Linked DNA regions of Homo sapiens: region 1 is linked to region 2. A link is a loop called in an ENCODE intact Hi-C map of the cell type or tissue named here. Cell type or tissue: endothelial cell of umbilical vein. All regions are shown on one strand. Links, peaks and the distances in the headings refer to the core of each region. The heading gives the core; the rest is flanking DNA. Region 1 holds the start of LOC107985534 (a long non-coding RNA gene). Region 2 has its middle 13 kb from the start of LINC01638.

What was found. Peaks named below come from ENCODE experiments on the same cell type or tissue, not always from the same donor. Only the 100,000 strongest peaks of a DNase experiment are listed, where the experiment ranks them.
Region 1: a loop joins it to region 2, with 4 times the contacts of the local background. A loop is called at or near these places in 2 of 110 quality-filtered maps.

The regions. Positions count from the first base shown.
Region 1 is chr22:27,130,929-27,139,259 of GRCh38, forward strand. LOC107985534 (a long non-coding RNA gene) reads left to right here and starts at 7,272. Exons shown (of 3, transcript XR_001755607.2): 1 at 7,272-7,837. RefSeq lists enhancers at 3,068-4,133, 3,153-4,352, 3,479-3,773. In endothelial cell of umbilical vein, for the core only: no CTCF peak of the experiment used is centred there; DNase peaks (open chromatin) are centred at 223 and 3,603; H3K27ac peaks cover 1,726 bases.
Region 2 is chr22:27,207,908-27,216,238 of GRCh38, forward strand. No RefSeq gene overlaps it. Among named protein-coding and RNA genes, the nearest start is that of LINC01638, 13 kb to the right of the region's middle. In endothelial cell of umbilical vein, for the core only: no CTCF peak of the experiment used is centred there; a DNase peak (open chromatin) is centred at 4,854; H3K27ac peaks cover 1,193 bases.

The sequences.
Region 1 (8,331 bases), core at 133-8,132, 77 kb before region 2:
ACTTACATCCTGCAGTGTGTCCCTTGGAGGGGTGCTGGCAGAGGACAAACTCAAGACCACTGTGGAAGACATCAAAAAAGAACAGCAGAATGTGGAGAAAAGACTTCAATTTGTCACAGAATAGAGCCTGTGACTCACAGCCACATGCAGATAAGGATTTCTATCAATGACTTAATGTGGACATAATTAGCAATCATATTAGAGGTCTACCGTGTGCCACTTGGAGTCTGTTATGTATAATTATGCTGAAATTATCAGTAGAGTTCTTCCAGAGAGGGGATTCAGTCATTCTCAAAGAATTCTTTCGTGTTGACTTCATTAAGTTTCCGTTGAAGAATTCCTCTAGGTATTACCGTGGATCCAAGTATGCAAGGTGGGCTCTTTTGGACAAAAACAAATATAAAGCTACCCATGTGGGAGACTGCATTAACTAGATGGGTTTCTCTCGGAAGATTCTACATGGCAAGGCAGTAGAATGCCTGATATATAATAAACACTAAATAAACATGAGATAAATAACCAAATAGTTCTCATGGGTCATAGCTCAGAGATAGGACTTACCCTCCGGGGAAAGGTTGGACAATAGGCTTCATATCACCTGTCAACTCGGAGCACGAATAGTTCTGTCCTGAGGCATTGTGTTAAGAAGGATGCTGAGGGTGTGTCCATGCTCAAGATAAATATGATGGACAGAGGATGTCTGCTGTGGGTGGGAGAGAGGCTCTGACAGCCAAGAGCCTAGGAATTTACCCCTTCCAGGCAGTGATCTGATCAAACTGTAATCAGAAAGATTGTTCCAGACACTAGATGGAGGCTGGATTAGAAGAGGTGAGACCCAAAGAATTAGGTTGGTGCACAAGTAATCGTGGTCTTTGCCCTTACTTTCAATGGCAAAGACCACAATTACAAAACAGAAACCATGCCAGGTATTCTAATAGGGTGAGTTTAATATAGGGACCTGGTGTTGACAAACTGGAAAAGCACAAAGAAGAGATGAGGGGGAAGCAGAGACAGTAACTGTGGGGAGCAGCTGCCTTTCTTGGGATGAAAGAGCAAAGGGAGAAGTTGGGGGAAAAAAGCCTGAAGGAAGAACCAGAACTCCGCTGGCACTCAAGAGCCCAGATGAGGGGCCATGCAGAGCTTGGGCACTGACTTCTGAAGAGTTGATATGCAAGGCCACTTGTCATAGTGAAAAAAAAACTGCCCAGGAACCGACTGTCATGGCTGGGATGATGAGCCACTGCTTCCGTCATGCTGACAGAACCTGCAGGCAGGCCAGGTGTGATGGCTGAGGTGTGCAATCCTGCACTTCGGGAAGCCAAGGAGGAAAAATTGCTTGAGACCAGGTGTTTGAGACCAGCCTGAGCAACATAGTGAGACCCATCTCTAAGAAAATAAAAACACCAGGCGTGGTGGCATGCACCTGTGGTCCCAGCTGCTCAGCAGATGGAAGCAGGAGAATGGCTTAAGCTCCAGAGTTCGAGGCTGCAGTGAGCTATAACAGCACCACTGCACTCCAGTCTGGGCAAAAGAGTGAGACCTTGTCTCTAAAAACAACAACAAAGAAAACAGAAAAATGAAAGAAAGAGAAAGAGAGAGAGAGAAAGAAAGAAAGAAAAAAAGAAAGAAAGAAGGGAAGGAAGGAAGGAAGGAGGGAAGGAGGGAAGAAGAGAAGGAGGGAGGGAGGGAAGGAAGGAAGGAAGGAAGGAAGGAAGGAAAGAAAAAAAGAAACTGCAAGCAAAGAGGGACAAGCATGTCCCTTTTCCTGACATCTGCCTCAGGGTTACCTCTAGCACCTGCTATGGGCAGAGGCTTACAGAGGCCCAGCAGGCCCAGCGGCAATACAGGGCACAGAATCCTAGCCCGGGTACCGGAAGGCAGAGTATAAAAGGGTGAGTTTGGAACTAGGAGACAATAGTGTAATGACCTGCACAATTAGGGAGGCTTGGAGAGGTGAACCAGCTCACCTCATCCAAGTGACATGTCTAGAGCCAGACGAACACCCACCTGCCTTCTCACCCTGGTCTGCTGGCTCTGGGCTCTTAATTACATCGAGATTTGCAAGCTTTCTGGTGGACAGGGATGATGTTTTTCATCTTAATCCTCTTCATCCCCCAGCACACATGCACGTGCACCAGCCACTTAGAATCACTCCTTTATCTCCCTTTGCCAGAAATAGGTATTCGAGCAATCATTGTTTCCTGCCTCACCCACGGGGTTATTTCCACTTCTGGTATCACAATCGCCTTGGGTCCAGATCTACTTCCCAAGTTGTGTATGATGTACTTAGTATGAAATGCCTGGGTGCGGCTGCACAACCTGGCAGGCGGGTGGGGGTGTTCGTGAGGGTGGCAACCCAAGGCATCGCGGGGGCTAGTCCCTCTGATGGTGTCCCCAAGCTGCTCAGCCCTCAGACGTGCAATAAGTCAAGTGACTTTGCATCTTTCTTTTTGTTTCAGCAAGTTGCATCTCTCCTGCAAGAAGACTTCCCTTCCTGTCACATCCCAGGGGCCCTAAGAGCAGTAAAGCTCTTCCTCTAATGCACGGGGCAGCAATCCTCACGCACAAGCTACGTTCTCTTTTGGACCCTGCATGCACATTTGTGCCGAAACATCAAATAGTTCGCCCAGGAAAAATAAATATAGAGAGATTTCTTGCAAAGTGAGCTTTCTTGTCTCCTTTAGGGCTTCATCTGTGCCGAACCGTACAAACATTTTTGTGAAGGCAGAGCCAGTGAAAACCCTGCGAATAAAAGTGGGACTGATTTTATGCTAATATATGTAAAGAATGTGACGATAGAGTCATAGGTAACCCAATGAACTTAACTTTTTTCTCCCTTTTTATTGAATTATAATGACTAGTTTCCATAGCAATTACTGCATCACCTTGTACATTACCAGAAAGATCTACTGCACTATTTTCCAGTCATCCTTGTAAACATTTCTACTTTTTTACGATGTTCTAGGGGAAAACACAAGCCCTTTCGGCTTGGCAGCAATTGGAGAGCATATTTCAGGAGATTAATAAAGCCGGCTGGGGTGTTTTTATTTTCTAAGTTCGGCAGTTGGTTTTCCATCTTCGCCCTCACCAGCTTCTTGTCAGGCAGACAAAGAGGAAAAGAGGCGAGCAGGAGAGAACAGAGGTGAAGGGGGAGGTATGCAGTCACCAGGGAGGGCAGAGGGGATGGGGCAAGAGCATGCCTCAGGGGTTCATGTCTGTGAGTCTGCTGATTCTGGAATCGTTTGGAGAGCAACGCCCTCGGGAACAGCCTTCTTCCCACCCTAGGTTTGGAGGAGGATCGGGGGTGTCTATAAGCTCACAAAATATCAGCCATGGAACACACAGATATATCTTGTCTATAGCTTCAAACCTGTGTCTCCAGGCTCCGACTGTGTCCTGGGTCCCTGGAAGGGGATGGGAAGATGGGAATGTGGGCATTCCCCGCACCTCCCCATAGAATGCCCACTTCCAGCCCAGCTTTCTTTAATGGGCTTTTCCTATTGGCTTTCCACATGGTATTTTATTTCCAAAAGGCCGCTGCAGCTGATGGATATTTGAAGATACATGTTTTCAGTTGAGAAATAAGGGAAGTAACACCCGGAGAGGAATGAGTCAGCTACAGTGAGTAAGAGGTGTGGTCAGGCCTGGGACCCACCCAGCTTTCTGATGTCTGACTTGTCCCATTGCACCCTGTGGAAGGGCTGAGCTTTGGGTAGGTAAAAGAAGTCACAGTCACAGGGTCTGGTAGATAGAAAGACCCTGAACTGGGCTGGGGGAACCCCATGCAGGGGTTTTGGAGTTTCCAACCAGAGAGTGGGGCAATGACCCCATCATGAGCCCTCAACACCTTCAGTTCATTTGGTAATGGGGCCTGTTTCACCGCCATTTGTGCATCAGCTCACTGCCTCTGCGGGGAAAGATACCTAGGCATTGTGGAGAGGACTTGCTATTGGGAGCTTGGGCCCCAAAGTCAGAATGCCCGGGCTCCAATCTCTGGGCTGTGCCTGTGCTGAGCTGTGTGGGGGTGAGTGACTTCCCCTGCTCTGCCTCAGTTTCCTCTGCTCTAAAATGAGTCCAATGGTAGAATCCACCTCTGAGGCATTTGTGAGGGTCAACAGAGATGGTGTGGGTTAGGGTTAAGTGCTCGCACTTACAAGGGGCTTCATTGTTTCCAGCGGGCGTTCATGGACTCGCTTGTAGCTGCAGTGAGGCCTTGAATGAGTTAATTAAATTCAGGGAGTCCTGGCTTTTCCAGCTGTAAAATGAGAAATGTATGCTGGCTGGTCTAGAAAGTTACTGCTGGCTCTGAAATTCAAGAGTTGTTGGATTGTAACAGTATAGTTGGAAAAAGGAAAGGAGGGAGAAAAAGAGAGAGAGAGAGAAGAGAGGGGAGAGAAAGAAGAGAGGAAGAGAGAAAAGAGAGGGAAAGAGAGAGAAGAAAGAGAATGAGATAGAAAAGAGAGTGAGAAGAAGGGGGAGAGGGAGAAAGAGAAGGGAAGGGGGAGGGAGGGAGAGACACTGTGTAAGAGCAGATGCCTTAAGCAGAAGGAAAAAGTCCCTAAGTGACAAGAAGCTCTGAGTTCACCAAAATGCTTAACCAAGATAAGAAGGATGTAACTGATGTTGGAAAGATTGTTATGAGATTAATAAAAGTGATTAAGGGATTAAGACTTCTCAAAAGAGATAGTGAAGGGACCTCCAATGGGAAAATCCTCCCTCACCCTCTGTACCCAGCCTCTCTTCTCGGTTTTTAAGTCCTCAGTCATGTAGGCATCTAACAAAATCGTCTCAGCAGATGCTCAAATAGAATAAATAGAATCCTGGCTTAAGCCCATCTTAGACATTGGGAGAGGTCCCCTGTGACACACACACACACAGTCAAATAACTGGATTTATTTCTGGGAATGTCTGGAGGAATTTAAGGTATGCCTTGAGTCATGGGTCCAGGGTCAAGGTTAATCTGTGGGGCTGTTCTACTGAGCACATAAGTCCTAGATAGACACGCCTGTAGGGGAACATAGATATGAACTAGGCATCAGGAGGGAGCCTGGGTAGGTTGGGGGCAGAAGGTGTACTTAGAACTGGGAGATCCTGGGGATGTCAATCTCAGTTTTGACATATGGCAGGTACTCAAAAGAAGAAAAATGCCATCCCCTTCCACTGCTTCAACCCTATCCTCAGTTTTCCCACCTGCAACCTCGGAACAAGGATACTTCTCCAAGACACAATGGGTGGGAAAGCACTTTACAAAGGAATCACTGGCATTCCTTCCCAAAGGGTTTTCCAGCACCCTTGTTGGAAGATTCTTGACTTTTCTGTTGTTCTAGAATAACAAACAGAAACCCGGACCCACTGTCCTGCTCTTCCAGCAATTTTCCCACAGCAGGGGGTAGGGTGGTCAGCTCCAGAGTTGGAAAGGTGGTCCCAGTCACTTTCAGGTTCAAAACCCACCTCCATCTCTTACCAGTTGTGGGTGTGATCTCTGTTTCCTCATCTGAAAAATGGCAGTGATTTTACTGGGTTAGCTGTGAGGGGAAAATAAAATAATGCACAAAAATAGCCTGGGATGGTGCTTGACATACGGCATGTACAAAAAAAAAGAAAAAGAAAAAGAAAAAGAAAAATGCCATCTCCTTCCCCTTTTTCAGACCTATCCTGATATTGGTGAAAAGACTTTGCCCTCTCTCCTCTGCCTTCTGCTCTCTATGGCTTGACACAAACTCTAGATTGAACCATATGGCCACCAGCTTCCCAGATGGCTCAATAAGACACCCACCTCCCGGTGTTCACATCTTCCCAGGCTGTGTGGCCACTGGAGTATGATGGCTGTAATGGCATGCCACCTCCAAGGTTAGGTTATAAAAAGACTGTAGCCTCCATCATGCTTTCCCTCTCCTGCCTCTCTCATGAACCACCCACTCTGGGGAAAGCTGTGCTATGAGTAGCTCTGTGGACAAGCCTACATGGGGAGGAACTGAAGCCTCCAGCCAACAGCCGCTTGAATGAGCTTGGGTCCTTCAGCCTCCATCACATTTTCAGAGACCACAGCCTCAGCCAGAAGCTTGCCGACAACTTCATGAGAGACACTGAGCCAGAACCACTCGGCTAAGCCACTCACAGAATCTTGGCCCTGAGAAACTGTGGGATAATGAAGGCAGGTTGTTTTAAGACGCAAAATGTTGGGATAATTTGTTACACAGCAACAGTTAACAAATACAGGTGATGCAACTAGCTTAAGGTCAGCCTTTCTGAGGTTGAAGTTAACTGTCACACTGTAGATGAAGATGTGCAGTGCAAACATGGTGTTGTGATTTATTTCACAGGGGTCTGTCTCAGTGACAGACCCCTCCCCCACCCAACGTCAAAAACCTTTGCCTTGTCTTCAGAATTTGCTCAACAGGAAAGAATGAGCTCCATTGCGCGGACTGGTACATTGAAGCCTGAGATGGAAAGCTACTTGCTCAAAGTCCCACAGCAAATCCGATGCAAAGCTGGGTAAAAATAAGTCTCCTTACATGCGTGTGTGCATTCCTTCATTCACGAGTAAGTGTTGACTGGAGACCTACTATGCGCTGGGCTCTGCTCCAGGTAGTCTCCTCAGTGCCCTGCCTTAGTAGGGCACCCCAGATAAGCCTGGATTCCGGAAACTCCGGAGAAAGGATGTTGTACACCAATTCTGAGACCTGCTGTGTGCCCCTAGCTATGTTCAGGGGGCAGGAAATAGACCAGACATGGAGGTTCCCGCTTTGAGAGAAATCCTAAAGGGCCCTTCCTCTTTAGGTGGGAGGTGAGCTAGACAGGTACCCAGATTCTCTCGTGAGGCTCAGTGGCTGGCAGAAGCTGAGAAGTACTCAGTCAACTCAGACAGGACAAGTCTCAATCTGGGAGCCTCCTGGCCTGGCAGAGCCAGGTGCTCTCTTCCTACTCAGATGACTTCCATAGGCCCTCAGCCCCTGAGAGCCTTTGCTGGGAAGCCAGGGATGGCCCACATTGCTGCTGCTGGCTGCTTCTCAGCAGCTGGGTGGAACAATTCCTGCTGGCTCAGCTGCTGTAGCCGATGAGAGAGACAGAGGAGGGAATCAAGCGGGATACGGCTGCGGTCACAGCGCAGTGATGGGTAGGTGCACGCCAGCTGAGAGCAGAGTGGTCGGTGCTGGGAGCCCACAACTCCTGGCAGGGCCGGGGCCAGCTTGGAAAATAAACACCCAGGGATGGTACTTTAGGGTGGGGCGTCTGTTTGGAGATAAAGGCACCTCCGCCCCTTGCCCAGGACAAAGGAGCCATCTGGCCAGGCAGGGGCGGGTGCAGGCTCAGCCCCTCGGTGTCCCAGGCAGCTAGGGGGTGGGGTGCTGTCTGCACAGGCAGGCTGAGCTTAGGACCGAGGCCCCTCTCTGCAGCCTGGTACAGGCAGTGTCCACATAGCCCAGGACTTCTCCACCTCAGCACTAATGACACATAGGGGCAGATGATTCTCGGGAGCGGGGCGTGAGGCTGTCCTGTACATTGTAGGATGTTGAGCAGCATCCCCGGCCTCTACCTATTAGATGGCGATAGCATCCCCCGTCTCAAATTATGTAAGGCAAAAAGATTTTCAAATGTCCCCTGGGGACAAAATCAACCCGAGTTAAGAGCCACTGACTGAGACCGGCAGCTCTCTCTCCTCACCCACCAGTTCCCATGTTCCATGCTTTTCCTGGGTAATGAACCCCCGTCAGGGCCCAGGAGCTGACTGCAGCAGCTGCTTCATGTACATCTCACTGCATCCTCCCACCAACGCTGTGATGTGGAGGTGAAGAAGATCTCCATTTTACAGGAGAAGAAACGAAGACCTGGAAAGGTGAGTTTGCAGAGGTTCAAGGTGGAGGGAGGATTTGAAGCCTGTGTTTCTGACTCCCAGCTTGGCTTCTAGAGTGTCTTGTTCTGTGCTGCATACTCAGTGCTTTGCATACAGCAGGCGATCAATAATTAGTTTTCTAGTGAATTAATGAACAAGACAGAGTTTCTCCTAGCATTCTCAGGCAGAATGCTCTAAGTTTGGGAAGCTGCAGACTGCTGTCTAAGCTAGATCAACCTGGCTGAGACAAGATGGGGCTGGGGACTGAGATGCTGTCACAGAGGACAGGGGTGGTGAGGTCCTTTATAACAAAAAGGCCCATTTGGCCCCCATCCTTGCCTGTTTCTCCAGCCTCTTTTTCTTTCATCCATCTTTCTCTCATCAGCCAGCAGCATCCCCAAAACAGGCCAATCTGATCACATCAGAGTCTTCTGTGTTAACCTGTTCTGGCTCCCAGTGGGCCGAAGATTAGAGTCTTTTGATTCATTTGAAAATGC
Region 2 (8,331 bases), core at 37-8,036:
ATGGATCCCACCTGGGAACTCACCCGCAGCCACTCCCCCGGGCTCTCCTGCACAACAGGCTGTCTTGGGAAATACTGTCTTTCCCAAGCTGTGTGACTGACTCCCTGGCTTCAGTCAAAAGCCACTTATGTGGATGAAATGACACTCCCCTCCAGGGACCAGCGCAACAATTTGTTTTGGCTGCTTTCAAAGCCAGGCTCTGGTGAGGGCCTGATTTCCCACCCTGGAGTGACTCAGAGCATCAGGAAAGAATTGAAAGGTTTTGAAGAAGACACAGAGCCTAGCCTACATACAGATGTGTCATGCCAGGACGTTTACCACTGTGATCCCTAAGGGTAAGAAAACAGAGACAGCCCATGACTTTGACATAGAGGGTTTCCCATCAGCCACTGTTTGCACCTATTTAAAAATATTTACTTTCACTTATTCTCCCTTCTGTTTATTTACTTATTGAGCAAATATTTATTGACCCACAACCATGTGCTATGTATTTCATCTCCTTTCATCCTTAGGAGGACCTGTGAGAGGACCTCTGCTATTATCCCATTTTAAGGATAAGAAACTGAGCAAGGTCTGTTAATACAGCAAAGAATAGGATGGCTGTGTCCCTGCCCTGGGGGAGCAGCCAGCCAATCAAAGCAATGGATGGGTAATTCGGACATGCATGGGATTAGAGAAAATACAGGGGGCCGTACCATCACAGGGCCTCCTAGCATGATTACAGGGTAAATGTTAATGATCTGGGAAAACCCTTATGTGAAAACGTTAAGTGAAAGAACAGGCTACAAAATTTTCTATGAAGCGTAATTCTAACTTTATTATAAAAATATACGTGTTCGTGAATAAGGAAAAAGACCGTGAGGAAATACATTAAAATGTCAACAGTGGTTATCGCTGAGTTGTGGGAATTAAATATTCTTTTTTTTTTTTTTTTTTTTTACCTTAATGCAAGGCTCAGATTCTCAACCACAAGTAGGGATTCATTTCATTTTATAGGTTTATATATGTTTTAATTATAAAAGTAATTTATGCTCTTTGGAAAACTTGAAAGTGCTTAACTCCCCTCTCCCCACTCCAAACCCTATTATTTAAAAATGGGATGTGCTTCAGGCATCACCCATAAGTATCAATTTTGCTGTTTCAATGTATATACTGTTTGTAATGTTGGTTTGTTTCTTAAAGAAACATAGGGCCAGGTACGGTGGCTTACGCCTGTAATCCCAGCACTCTGGGAGGCCAAGGCGGGTGGATGGCCTGAGGTCAGGAGTTCGAGACCAGCCTGGCCAACATAGTGAAAACTCATCTCTACTAAAAATAGAAAAAATTAGCTGGGCGTGGTGGCAGGCACCTGTAATCCCAGCTATTTGGGAGACTGAGGCAGGAGAATCGCTTGAACCCTGGAGGCAGAGTTTGCAGTGAGCCAAGATCGTGCCATTGTACTCCAGCCTGGGCAACAAGAGTGAAACTCTGACTCAAACACACACACACACACATACATATCTATATGTCTATATGTTTCATATATGTTCCTCTAAATTATATGTATATATTACATATGTGCATATATATTATATATAAACATATAATTTCTGCAACTTTCTCCTAATAACATATTTTGGCCATTTCATAACAGTACATGTAAATCTACTCCCATTCTTGTTCACAGCTGAAAGGTATTCCAAAGTATGGCAGTAGAAAATGTACTAAATCCCCCCAAAATGATGGACATCCTTAAATCAATACCTTTGCACATCTGCACAAAGATCCTCTTTCTTTCTTTCTTTCATTTTCTCTTTCTTTCTTTCTTTCTTTCTTTCTTTCTTTCTTTCTTTCTTTCTTTCTTTCTTTCTTTCTTTCCTTCTTTCTTTCTTTCCTTCTTTTCTTTCTTTCTCTGTTTTTCTTGGAGTATTGCTCTATCACCCAGGCTGGAGTGAATGGCACAGTCATGGCTCACTGCAGCCTCGAACCCCTGGGCTCAAGAGATCCTCCCAAGTAGCTGAGACTATAGGTGCATATCACCACACCCAACTAATGCACAAATATTTTAGAGGACAAGTTCCTGCAAGCAGGCTTCCTGGGTGTGGTATATTTGTAATCAGTCGTTAAATTAGTATTGAAATAACACCCATGATATTTGGGTGAGTGGCAGAATGGGGCTACAAGCTCTGTCAGAACAGGGCAGAAAGTACAAACAGTACTTTCTTGGTCCCATTTAACAAATGGGAAAACTGAGCTCAGGGAGGCCAGCTCTTGCCCAAGGTCATGGGTGAGTAGGTGCCACGGCCAAGCCTAGAAGTCGAGACTAACTCCCATCGGGGCTCTTTTCTCTCCCCAAGGCCCCATCCAATACTCCTCAGCTGGGACTCAAGAGACTTGTGTGAGTCTCTCCCTTCAGGCCAGTCTGCCTTTGACCACAGCCGGGTTATTGACTGCACTTTCAATGTGTGGCCTTGTGGGTGGAATTACTGGCCCTTAATTGAATTGAAAACAAAAGGAGATTGAATTTTATGGGGAGCAGGAGGCCATTGGAGGGAGGAAATCAAATGCAGAACAAGCATGAAAGGTTCCTGGAGGAAGATGAGCTGCAGGTGGGAGTGTGGGGCTGATGGGGCTGTTTCTGGGTCTAAGGCGGAAGGGAGCTGCCGCATTTAAGGTCAGTCCCTCCCTGTGGGCCCTCTGTTCTCTCACTCCCCTTGTTCCAACCCGACGCTGTCCTCTGATATGCATCCTGCAGACAAAGAAGCACCCGGATTCCCATGCAGCCAGCTGCAATGGCACTGGCTTTTGATGACTCTGGGATCTTGGGTCTGGTTGTCCCAGGCGAGTGAAGGAGGCCAGCTCCTCACTGCAGATGCCCAGCCCAGGGAGAAAGTATGTTTGCATCATGAATTAACTCCATGCCTGTTCATAGCCCCTCTGTAAGAAAGACAGAGCAGAGGGTGGGAAACAAGTCCAGGGAGGTTCCGCCACCAGATAGGAGCCATCCGGGACTTGAATCTGGGGCTCCAACCTTCCAAGCCTAGCACTTTTCCCCCTCCATTGCCCTCCATTCATCTCTCCATGCGGTATGTCTTTCTATGTCTGCAGACTGAGGAACTTGACAGTTGAGCTCACAGACTATAGATTATTTATTTCTGCTTCCCAAGCTTCAGCTCAGTGCCTTCCACATCCTCGGCCCTTGAGAAGCTTTGCTTAATGGATATATTTGTGTTTATGGAAATAGATAAATATTCATGGGAGCCAAGACCTTCCAGAGGAGTGGGATGAGGATGGACCAGTCTTTCCACAGAGGCACCTACTAACAGAAGAGAGTTTGTGGACATAGAGAGAGGGGTATTTTGGGCAAACGGATGGTGTGAGCAGAATCAAGGAGGCTGGAATCTCAGGGGCTGTTTGAGGGGAAATAGCAAACAGCATTCTGCTCAGCCAGAGAAGGATGGCAAGAGGTGAGAACTGAAGACCAGTAGAGGCTGGATTGGGAAGATCCCTACATACCAAGCCGAGGGCCAGACTTTGACTCCAGATTTTGATGCTTAAACTGTCTTTGCAAGGGGCATGTGGCGTACTCTTGTGAGAAAATGGATCCACTGATAAACACAGCACATCTTTCTGGTGTGTTAACTAATCTTTTAGGGTTGATTATTCTTACCTACAAGATTTTCAGTCTTGGAGGTGGTTAAGCATGAAGCCTCTGGAGTGACTACCTGGGTTCAAATCTTCATTACAAGTGCTGGCTATGAGAGCTTGGGCAAGTCACTTCCCCTCTCTTGCCTCCATCTCCTCATCTGCTGGGTGCAGATCATCACAGAAAAACCTTTACATGCATGTTCGTAGCACTTTATCCACAATAGTCACAAACTGAAAACCACCAGATGTCCTTCGACAGGTGGATAGATAAAGCACGGTACATCTATACAAAGGAATACTGACCAGCAGCAAGAAGAAATGAATCGTTGATACCTCTAGCCACATGGACGGATCTCAAGGGCATTGTGCTGAGTGAAAAAAGTCAACCTCAGAGGCTGTATACTGTATAGTTCCATTTATATGACATTCTTAAAGTGACTAACTTATAGTGATGGGGAACAGCTCAATGACTTCCAGAGCTTAGGGCGGAAGAAAGCGTAAGTTTATGATAGGGTAACCCAAGGGAATTTTATCGAGGGGAGAGAAAAATTCTGTATTCTCATGCGGTGGTGGTTGCTCTAACCTAAACATGTGCTAAAATATCATAGGACTATTTTTCTAAATGCATGTACACACTGGATACAAGCTGCATAAGATGTGTGGCATTGGACCAAAGCTGATTTCCTGGCTTTGACAATGTACTATGGTCATATAGGATATTATCATCGGAGGATGCTGGGGGAAGGGAACCTGAGAACCCTTTGTCCTGATTTTGCAACTTCTTGTGAGTCTTCGACCGTTTCAGACTAAAACATTAGCTTTAAAGTGTAGATCATCACAGTCCCTGCTTCCCCGTGCAGATGACAGGAGATGATTTGTAGAAGTATCTGGTACCCCAGTAAGTTTTTGATAAATGTTAGCCAGTGTTACTGTTCACTCTCAGAAAGGAGTAAGGACAGGATTCTGGGAGCATTGCTGAAGCTGACAGCAATTCCTGATGGAAACTCTTAAGGCTGAAAGAGGATTCAGATTTAATCTCTCAGGAAAAAAAAAAAAAAAGCAAAAGGAAGAAAGACAGGAAGGAACAACTCCGGTTTGTATATAAGCCTGTGCTGTTCTGTCGAGCAATGCCTCCCAATGCTTTGCAAGTTCCTTGCGCAACATCTGTTAATCCCGTGATGTCAAATCCCCAACTCACTGAGCCTGGGAAATCGCTGCTGTGTTTTACTGACTTCCCCACACTTGGCAGCTTCCCTTGGAATTGCAGTGTTAATCAGAAACACGCGGTCCCTATTGTCAACACTTTGTTTAACCACTTCTATAAATTCAGCATTAGTGTTGGAGCGATCCTGAGTTGATGGATGAAATCGTCGGCGGCCCCAGACAGCCAAACCCCATAAAACAAAGTCCAGGGCTCAAGGCTCTAAAGCAGGAGACACTTGACATTCACCAAGACACGTGATGCATGGATGACTCACCTCTGAGCTTGAAAGAGTTGTGGGTCTCAGGGGAGCAATGGCTCCAGGAGCAGGGGAGAAGTGAGAACACACAGGAGTCTCCTCATGAGACCCTGTGGGGAGTCTGTCGAAGTCTCTGTCCCCATTGGATTCTGAAAGGAAGCCAGGGAACACGAGGGAATAAAGGAACCTTGAGGAAGAAGGGAGTCCTTGGGATGGAATGACTGGTCTTCACAGACCAAATAAAGACCTTTCTTTTGAGGCACATGACCTCTTTTGACTGGTGATCACCATATAATGAAGGTGGGTGGGATATATTTATCCCTAGAGTGTGGCTTTCTGCATAATCTTAAGAAGGTGTAGAAGAACTCATCTCCATCTGTCCATCACCTGTCTGGTACCTGCCTGGTGTCCTGGGGTCCAGCAGGACAAATCTGAGCTCTGCCTTTGCACTTGGGTTGGGACACCCACGGCTGTGAGCCCTGCTTGGGAGGTGTTTCCATTCGCTCACTGAGCACCTTTTGTATGTCAGGCGAGAAGCCAAGGAAACCACAGTAAATGAGAAGGACGTGGTTTCTCTCCTCATGGGCCTCAGAGTCAGTGAGAGAGGTAGACACTGGAAAAGGAATTATAGAATTAAATTATGAAATGTGCTCCAAGGAAATACAGAATGCTAGAACAAGGGAGGCCCTGGCTCAGTTTGGGAGATCAGGGAAGGCTTCCCGAGGAGGTGATATTCAAGTGGTGCCAGGAAGACGACAGAGGTAGGTTAGGAGCAAAGAGAAGGGTTCCAGGCAGAAGGGAAGGCCTCAAGGCTGGCAGGACCGTGGGCCTTCTGGGGTCCGAGGGATGGTGAGTGGGGTTGGACCCCAGCCCGTGAAGAAGAGAGTGACGTGGAATGAACCTGCAGGGACAAGCAGGGACTGGGTTACACAAAGCATGCTCAAAGCTCTTGAGCCCAGAGGGGAAACCGAGGCACACAATGAGTCAGCGATATCTAGACAGCACTCCATGAGAAGCAACCCTTGGCTTGGTTGGCCTAAAAGCCAACCAAGATGGTGTCTGTCCACCTCTCCTCTGTCGTCATCCCTGCTCCAGGGAAAGGCCAAGTGATTGAAGCATATTTCTCAAGAGTGAGGCCACAGAGACTGCAATCAGCTTTCATCTTCTAGCAGCCTCTTCCTTTGGTCGGGGATGGCCAGGCTCCCAAGGTCCAGCTCAAGAAGAGACTGAGCAAAGGGTGCCGGCCCTTCTCCCGGCTGCCTCCTCCGTCCCCTCCCCGCAGGCCCACAGCTCTCCATTCCACATCCTGCCTGCCTTGGCCAACTCTTTCCAAGTGCCTGTTTTTCCAGAAACATGAGTTGAGCAAAACAGCCCCCTCCCTGAACTTGAGTCTGAAAAAATAACCCCAAGAAACACACGCTTTCTTGGAAAACCCTTCAGAGCCTCCCGCTGCCTTTGGACACGTCAACACTGGGTTAGTTAAAATAATAATCTTTAGGAACTAGAGTTTCTCTGCCGCCAAATGCCTTGCATAAGAGTATCACACACAACCCCTGTCCCTGACCCAGAAAACCGGGCCATGAGCTAACGTGGCCTGGTATCCAGGGTAAAGTCACTTGATTTCATTCTTTATTACTTTTCTATTATTATTATTATTTAAGGTATAGATGACTTCCTGAATATTGCAAGGTCTGGAGCAGCTGGACAGTGTGTTCCAGAGACAGGCTATTTTGAACGAGGCTGTGGTTGAATTTGGGGGACTAGGCTGGAGGTTTTGTGGAGTGTGGAGTCTCTAGATTTGGTGTCCCTTGAGACATGAATGTCCTGTAGAAAAACAAAGAAGCATCCAGTCTAGCTGACTAGCTGTGACCAGGCAGGGCCAAGCGGTGACCATCTGCCCAGGGCAACGAAGCTGTCTTCGGTACCTTCCTCGGGTATTTGTAGGAAAAAAATTCACATTTCTTAGCTCAGGTGATGGTGGATGGACCGTTGGGCTCCTGAGCTCCATCCTGGCCTCCATTGCTTGCCAGCTGTTGTAATTTGAACAAAGGATCTTGCCTCTCTGACCTCTACTTGCTCACCCATAAAATGGCAAAGCTAAGAGATCTCACTCAGGGGTTGTAGTTAAGACCCTGTAGGATAAAGTATGTAAAGTGCTTAGCACAGAACCATCACGCTATGTGGTGACAGCGTGACCCTGCGGAAGATGTCTGCTACCACGCTCTGGGCAGTGACTTGTAATTTCCTCTAAGCAATCTTGGGAGGAGGAGGCTCCTTAAGGAGGTTGCTAAAGAGGGCATGGAATTCTGCAACCAGATTCGACTGGTCTCTTACATCTGACCTATGCAACAGCTGGGCTTCCACCATTGAAAGCTCATATATTTTCTGCCTCCAAGAGCCTCCTGTGAGTTATCAAACCCCCTAGAGTTGATGGAATATTTATGGACTCAATTAGTTTCTCTAAAGCCTTGATGCCATTCAATTTTTAGATCAATCCAGGGAAGAATGTACTACTTGTGTCCCCATTTTACAGATAAGGAAACTGAGTCCCAGAGACTGTACATCGCTTCACTAGCCCTACAGCTAGTGAAAACTGGATGGCTGGGAAATAAAGCAGAAACTCTGATGCCAGAGGCCCTGAGCTAACCATCAGCTTCCACTGCCTCCCAGTGCATCTTCAGACAAATTTTATTCCCATAGCCTGTGTCAGGCAGGGGTCTACTTATTGGCTGGCATAAGCACTGGATTCAGTGCCAAGTCCTCATCCCAGCTCTGACCATTCCTCACTGTGTAGCCCTGGGCAAGTCACCTTCCCCCTCTGAGCCTTCACTCCTTCATCTCTGAAATGGAAATAAAAATAATAATACCTATTCTTAAGTGGCTGGGTTGGGGGACACAAGGAGGCAAGCCAGGTAAAGCCCCAGACATTTGGGAGGTGCAGCAAATAGTTATCTAAATAGTAGTTCTCTTCTTGTTCCAGGTTGACAGATACACTCATGGCCCAACCACTTAGAGCAAGTATTTTCGCTCAACCCAATGGAATCTTCCTCCTCCTCCTTTTTCTTTTAAACCTCTACTCTGACGCTAAATCAAAGCTGAGTGCTGGTCCCTGACAGGTCTTGCCTTCAGCCAGCTGCTGCCAGCAGACGTCCAAAATGCTTTATGGGTCCCCTACCTTTGCAATTAGCACCACGGCCTCTGCAGGATGCACAGGCCTGAAGGACAGGCAATGTCCTCCTCTCTC